Regions from separate parts of the Homo sapiens genome. Here region 2 is linked to region 1. The links are chromatin contacts, found by Hi-C or POLR2A ChIA-PET in ENCODE. All regions are on one chromosome and are shown on one strand. The core of a region is the stretch at or near the end of the contact, and the rest is flanking DNA. Distances in the headings are between cores, read along the strand shown.

Evidence for each region. Hi-C counts contacts between places; a loop is a spot of excess contacts on that map. ChIA-PET counts read pairs that join two places held with the same protein, here RNA polymerase II (POLR2A). Pooled maps may share reads with other maps.
Region 2: a map of Calu3 shows a loop between it and region 1 (4-fold over the local background). The contact joins the promoter of ABCB1 here to the enhancer-like site in region 1. A Hi-C loop is called at or near these places in 5 of 168 maps with a recorded cell type or tissue (CD8-positive, alpha-beta T cell, Caco-2, Calu3 and 2 more), 4 of 37 single-sample maps with no recorded cell type and 11 of 50 pooled maps. POLR2A ChIA-PET finds 5 or more read pairs at or near these places in 8 of 52 experiments (CD4-positive, alpha-beta T cell, HCT116, HepG2 and 5 more).

The regions. Positions count from the first base shown.
Region 1 is chr7:87,563,002-87,566,035 of GRCh38, forward strand. The region is part of intron 7 of ABCB1 (ATP binding cassette subfamily B member 1); the gene reads right to left. Among named protein-coding and RNA genes, the nearest start is that of ABCB1, 36 kb to the right of the region's middle. Within about 2 kb of position 1,435, at least 2 of the 41 ENCODE cell types and tissues checked have a DNase peak (open chromatin) inside an H3K27ac peak, as active enhancers do.
Region 2 is chr7:87,599,431-87,602,464 of GRCh38, forward strand. It overlaps ABCB1 (ATP binding cassette subfamily B member 1), which reads right to left and starts at 1,454. Exons shown (of 28, transcript NM_001348946.2): 1 at 1,325-1,454; 2 at 687-760. The coding sequence starts at 754. RefSeq lists enhancers at 1-756, 1-355.

The sequences.
Region 1 (3,034 bases), core at 185-2,684:
ACAAGGATCCCATCAGAGAATATTATGAATGCTTCTGTGCACATAAACTAGAAAATCTAGAATAAATGGATAAATTACTGAACACATACATCCTCCCAAGACTGAACCAGGAAGAAATAAAATCCCTGAACAGACCAATAAAGAGTTCTGAAATTGAGGCAGTAATAATAGCTTACCACCCCCTAAAAAAGCCCAGGACCAGATGAATTCATGGCTGAATTCTGCCAAATGTAAAAAGAAGAGCTGATACCATTCCTACTGAAAATGTTCCAAAAAATTTAGGTGGAGGGACTCCTCTCTGACCCATTCTATGAGGCCAGAATAATCCTGATACCAAAACCTGGCAGAGATACAACAACAAAAAAACTTTGGGCCAGTATCCTTGATGAACAAATATGATACAAATATCCTCAGCAAAATCCTGGCAAACTGAATTCAGCAGCACATCAAAAAGCTTATCTACCATGATCAAGTAGGCTTTATCCTCAGGATGCAAGTTTGGCTCAACAGATGTAAATCAATAAATGTGATTCATCACATAAACAAAAGCACTTGCTTATCTCAATAGATGCAAAAAGTCTTTCAATAAAATGCAACATCCACTCATGATCAAAACTCTCAACAAACAAGGTATTAAAGGAACACACCTCAAAATAATAAAAGCCATCTATGACAAACTTACAGCTAACATTATACTGAATGGGCAAAAGCTGGAAGCATTCCCCTTGAAAACTGGCACAAAACAAGGATGGAATCAACCTAAATGCCCATCAATGATAGACTGGATAAAAAAAAAATGTGGTACATAGACACCATGGAATACTATGCAGCCATAAAAAAAATGAGATCATGTCCTTTGCAGGGACATGGATGGAGCTGGAGGCCATTATGCTTAGCAAACTAACTCAGGAACAGAAAACTAAATACTGCATGTTCTCACTTATAAGTGGGAGCTAAATGATGAGAACACATGGATACATAGAGGGGAACAACACACACTGGGGCCTATTAGAGGGTGGAGAGTGGGAGGAGGGAGACAGTCATTAAAAATAACTAATGGGTACTAGGCTTAATACTTGGGTAATGAAATAATCTGTATAACAAATGCCCATGACACAAGTTTCCTATGGAACAGACCTGCACTTACACCCCTGAACTTAAAATAAAAGTTTTAAAAAGTTAAAATAAAATAAACCTGCCTTACTCTAGCCGGCAGTTGTTCCATTGAAGTTTAGCATGATAGTATTGGTCTACTTTTGTGAGCTGTGGTTCCAGGAGCGGTTTAATATTCAGAGTGTTTGTAGTATTATTTTGGTCGGCTTGATTTATGTGAAGCTTCTGGGGCTCCCACTGGCCCCTGCTTCTGCTGCTTGAGGGAGTGAAAGTGGTTTTTCAAGATCAGACTGCCAGGTCGGGAAGAGTGTGGTGGTTTCCTGTACCAATGCCCTCTAGTGGCCCAGTGTCTCTGGGCGCTGGGAAGACAGTCTTGGGCACAAAGTACAAAAGAGGCTTCCTGGGCCAGGTCACTTGCTGTGATTGGGTCCCTTTCTGCTATATCTATTTGCTTCTGTGTCTCTAGGTTTGAAGGTAGAGCCTCAGGCTCACAGACACAAAGAGGCTTCCCAGACACAGAGTGAACTACATTTCTTTTTTGATATGATTGACATCCAAAGAATTTAAGAAATTTGTTTGAAATGATACCAAAAGTGTAATGCTGAGTGAGGATTAAAGCTTAGGTCTCTAGCAGCCAGCCTGGGGCTCCTTTTACTAAATAAATGGCATGTGAAGCAATGCATAATTAATCATTAAAAGATTAACTCATGGTCTGTTTTTAATCTTAAAACAGACATCAAAACATTTTAAGTAATTTTTCAACAAATACTGATGTGAAGAGTTTGCCACCTAACTTGCTTAACATTCTAGTATACAGAAAAATCAATTGACAAGAAGCTTTTGCCAAATATTTTAGTTAACTGATAATCCCCAGAAACATTATTTGAACTCTATGTTACTCTGAGCAAAAAATTAACAGAGACCTGAGAACTTCAGTTTCTTTCTCTGTAAAGTGAGATAATACCTATACTTCAGAAAGATAACACAGGCATTTGCGTGACAATAAATGCTCAATAAATGATAATTATTATTTGCAGAAACAAAATAATATCCATTATACAGGTTAAAATTTCTACAGTTTCTTAATACTTACTACCTGACTTATTTTGTGTGATGCTTGGTTTTGGTTGTCCATTCATTACTTTTGCTACATGAATTTATATTGCCTTATCTGAGTTGTGTTGAACTCCACAAAAATTACATACTGGGCCAATTTCTCTACTGAAAATACACTCATATCAAATCAGTTTAAAATTAACACCATGTTCACCTTGAAATGGAAAATAAGTTTTAAAAGATCACTGGAAACGTGTGCTGGGGTAGAGAGGGCCACTTCTACCTCTCTGCCTTCATGACAGGAGAGAGAGCTGAAGGCCAAGGATTTATATGCATCCTTAGGGACTAGAAAGTATCTGTTTTCTTAAATTATTTTATAACCAAAAATTTAACTGTGTTTGAATGCTGACAAAACTGTAAAATCAATTTAAAACTTAAACAAAAATCTAGAAAGCCAAAAACATTAAAGTAAAAAAAAATGTTAATTGAATGGGACATCTGTAGTTCACTAAACTTGAGTCTCTACTTGCCGTGTGAATGGGGCATCATCCACTAGAGAGCATGGTTCTTTGGAGTTCAAGTTTTTTTTTTTTGTTTTGTTTTTGTTTTTGTTTGTTTACTTGCTCGTTTTCTTACAAAGGCAGAAGGTAGATATGAGAGCTACATTCTTCTTTCTCATCCCTTCCCCAAATAATCACATGGCCAAGAACAGCATGGAGTCTTGGCAGGGGTAGTACTCAGTGAGGCTGGATATGCTTATCCAGCTGATTTTGAACAGAAAACGTAAAAGTAACAAGTACAGAATCAGAGTCATCATGTAGTAAAAAGACCTTTCCGTAGGGTGAGAGCAGGAAGGGAGAAGGTG
Region 2 (3,034 bases), core at 204-2,703, 36 kb after region 1:
ACCGGAAGCAAGAGCCTGGACCACAGAGCAGATCACCAGCAGCATATGGCTCACGTGTGGGCGACCAACACCACTTGAAAAGCAGAAGTTCATAAGACAGAAACACATATGAGCATCCGCCTGTCTGGGGCAGGAAAGCTGAGAAAGAGGCACACCAAGACTAAGGGAAAGAGGCCGGGAAGGGTAAAAAGGTGAAATGAAAAGAGGTTGGTGAATGACTAAGAACGGTTGGATAGGACAAATAAGTTCCAATGTTCGATAGCAGACGAGGGTGACTACAGTTAGCAATATATTGTATATTTCAAAGTAGCTAGAAGACTTAAAATGTTATCAACACATAGAAATGAAATATACCTAAGGTGATGTATCCTTCAAATACCCGGACTTGATCATTACACATTCCGGGCATGTAAAAAACGCTTCCATGTACCCCATTTCATAAATATGTAAAATATTATGTATCATTAAAAGAAAGAACAAAAAAGACAGGGAAAATGCATATGCTGTGCTCCACTCAGCCAACAAACTTCTGCTCTAAGCAGGGATATTGATTCCAAAGGCTAGCTTGCGTTTCTTAAAAATAATTAAAAACAACAACATGTCATTTATTTCAGAGCTGGAGGCTAGAAATAAATTACTCAAATCTCGCAACTATGTAAACTATGAAAATGAAACAAGCTAGTTACCTTTTATTGTTCAGTTTAAAAAAGTTCTTCTTCTTTGCTCCTCCATTGCGGTCCCCTTCAAGATCCATTCCGACCTGAAGAGAAACCGCAGCTCATTAGCCAAATGCATGAGCCTCAGGCGCGCTGGAGGTGAGACTAACCTCTAGTCCCCCGTCGAAGCCAGAGAGCAGTAAGAGGGAGCGCCCGCCGTTGATGCCCCAGCTGCTCTGGCCGCGATGGGCACTGCAGGGGCTTTCCTGTGCGCGGGGTCTCCAGCATCTCCACGAAGGCAGAGTTGGGGGTCTGGCAGCGCGTTCTGGACTTTGCCCGCCGCCAGTGCGATTCTCCCTCCCGGTTCCAGTCGCCGCGGACGATGCTTCCTCCCACCCACCGCCCGCGGGCTCAGAGAGCAGGTCCCCGCACCGCGCGGGCTGTGCGCGCTCCGGGCAACATGGTCCAGTGCCACTACGGTTTGGGCGCTGCTCCAGGAGCTCCTGAGTCTAGATCTAACCCCACTTGGTCCCCATGGACTTGCCAGAGGACTTCACACTATCCACGCCTCAAGAAGCCCTTCTCCCGTGAAGACCAAGTTCAGGAAATCTGAAAGCCTGACACTTGGGAACTGTCCCATAGTAGCTCCCAGCTTTGCGTGCCCCTACCTCGCGCTCCTTGGAACGGCCACCAAGACGTGAAATTTTGGAAGAAGATACTCCGACTTTAGTGGAAAGACCTAAAGGAAACGAACAGCGGCCTCTGCTTCTTTGAGCTTGGAAGAGCCGCTACTCGAATGAGCTCAGGCTTCCTGTGGCAAAGAGAGCGAAGCGGCTGTGCTCAGCCCACGCCCCGGCGCTGTTCCTGCCCAGCCAATCAGCCTCACCACAGATGACTGCTCCCGGCCCGGATTGACTGAATGCTGATTCCTCGAGAAACTGCGAAACAGGTTGAATTTCCAGGAGGAATGTTCTGGCTTCCGTTGCACCTCTCTAGAAAGGGCAAGTAGAGAAACGCGCATCAGCTGAATCATTGGGGACATTTCAACTTATGTAGACACGTCTTTCAAAGTTCACATAAGTCTTCATATCCATATAACTACAGGACGTAGTTAAGGGAAATTTTCTCGGGATTCGCATTTAATACAGTTAATACAAAAACTCCGACCTCTCCAATTCTGTATCACCTTTCTGCTTCCTAACACCTTTGAAAAGGCTAGGAGAAATTTTTCTGCAGTGGTCTTTCTTCAGCATGCTTGACAGTTTCTGAGTTACATCTGTTCATCCTTTATTTGATGATAAATGGAATGAAAGAAAAAGGAAGTTTTAAAAAATATATAGAGACAGGTATTTCAAGGTACAAATGCTATTTCAAAGTGTGTAATATTTTAAAACTTCAGACGTCAGATCAATGCCCGTGTTTTTCCAGGGCATTTTAAATTCTTACATTTTAATTCAAATTAGTAAAATAAACATAGCATGTTTTAGCATATTACATTAGTTGTAATTTCCTTCCATATTTACTGCCAACATTTAATATTTTTTCCTGTCCACTATTTACTTCAAACTGAGGAAAAGTACGTGCAATCTGCACAATTCAAAATTGTAAAGCAATGCTAACTCACATCAGAGCTTTTCTTACTTCTTATGAACATAGAGGAAATAGGTTTGTTGTATCCTCTAGTCTACATTCTATGACTTTCACATATTACCTATCAGTTTATTGCATAAGTTTAGAAGAAGAAAATCACTTTGTTTTTTACTGCATAGTCTGAGGATGTTTCCACTTTCTTTAAATAACTCATACTTCAAAGCCATAATTTTTTTCTATTCTTGACTACAAATTTTCCTTATCTTGATATATTTTGTTCTTGGCCTTACAATACAATGAAGTTTTCTTTTGTTTTTCTTTCTTTTTTCTTTTTTGAGACGGAGTCTTGCTTTGTCGCCCAGGCTGGAGTGCAGTGGCAGGATCTCGGCTCACTGCAAGCTCCGCCTCCCGGGTTCACACCATTCTCCTGCCTCAGCCTCCCAGGTAGCTGGGACTACAGGCTCCCGCCACCACGCCCGGCTAATTTTTTGTATTTTTCGTAGAGACTGGGTTTCACTGTGTTAGCCAGGATGGTCTTGATCTCCTGACCTCGTGATCCGCCCGCCTCGGCCTCCCAAAGTGCAGGGATTACAGGCGTGAGCTACAGCTCGGCCTCTTTTTTTTTTTTTTTTTTTTTTTTTCACAAATTGTTAATTAGGCTTCTAACAGGCCACTATTTTTTCCACATGTTCTAATTGCATATGCAAGTGTACAGCATTGTTCACTGTTTAAAGGCTTAACAACAACCCTGTGGTCCATCTGGGGTAAATGTAAAAGCTTTCATCTTC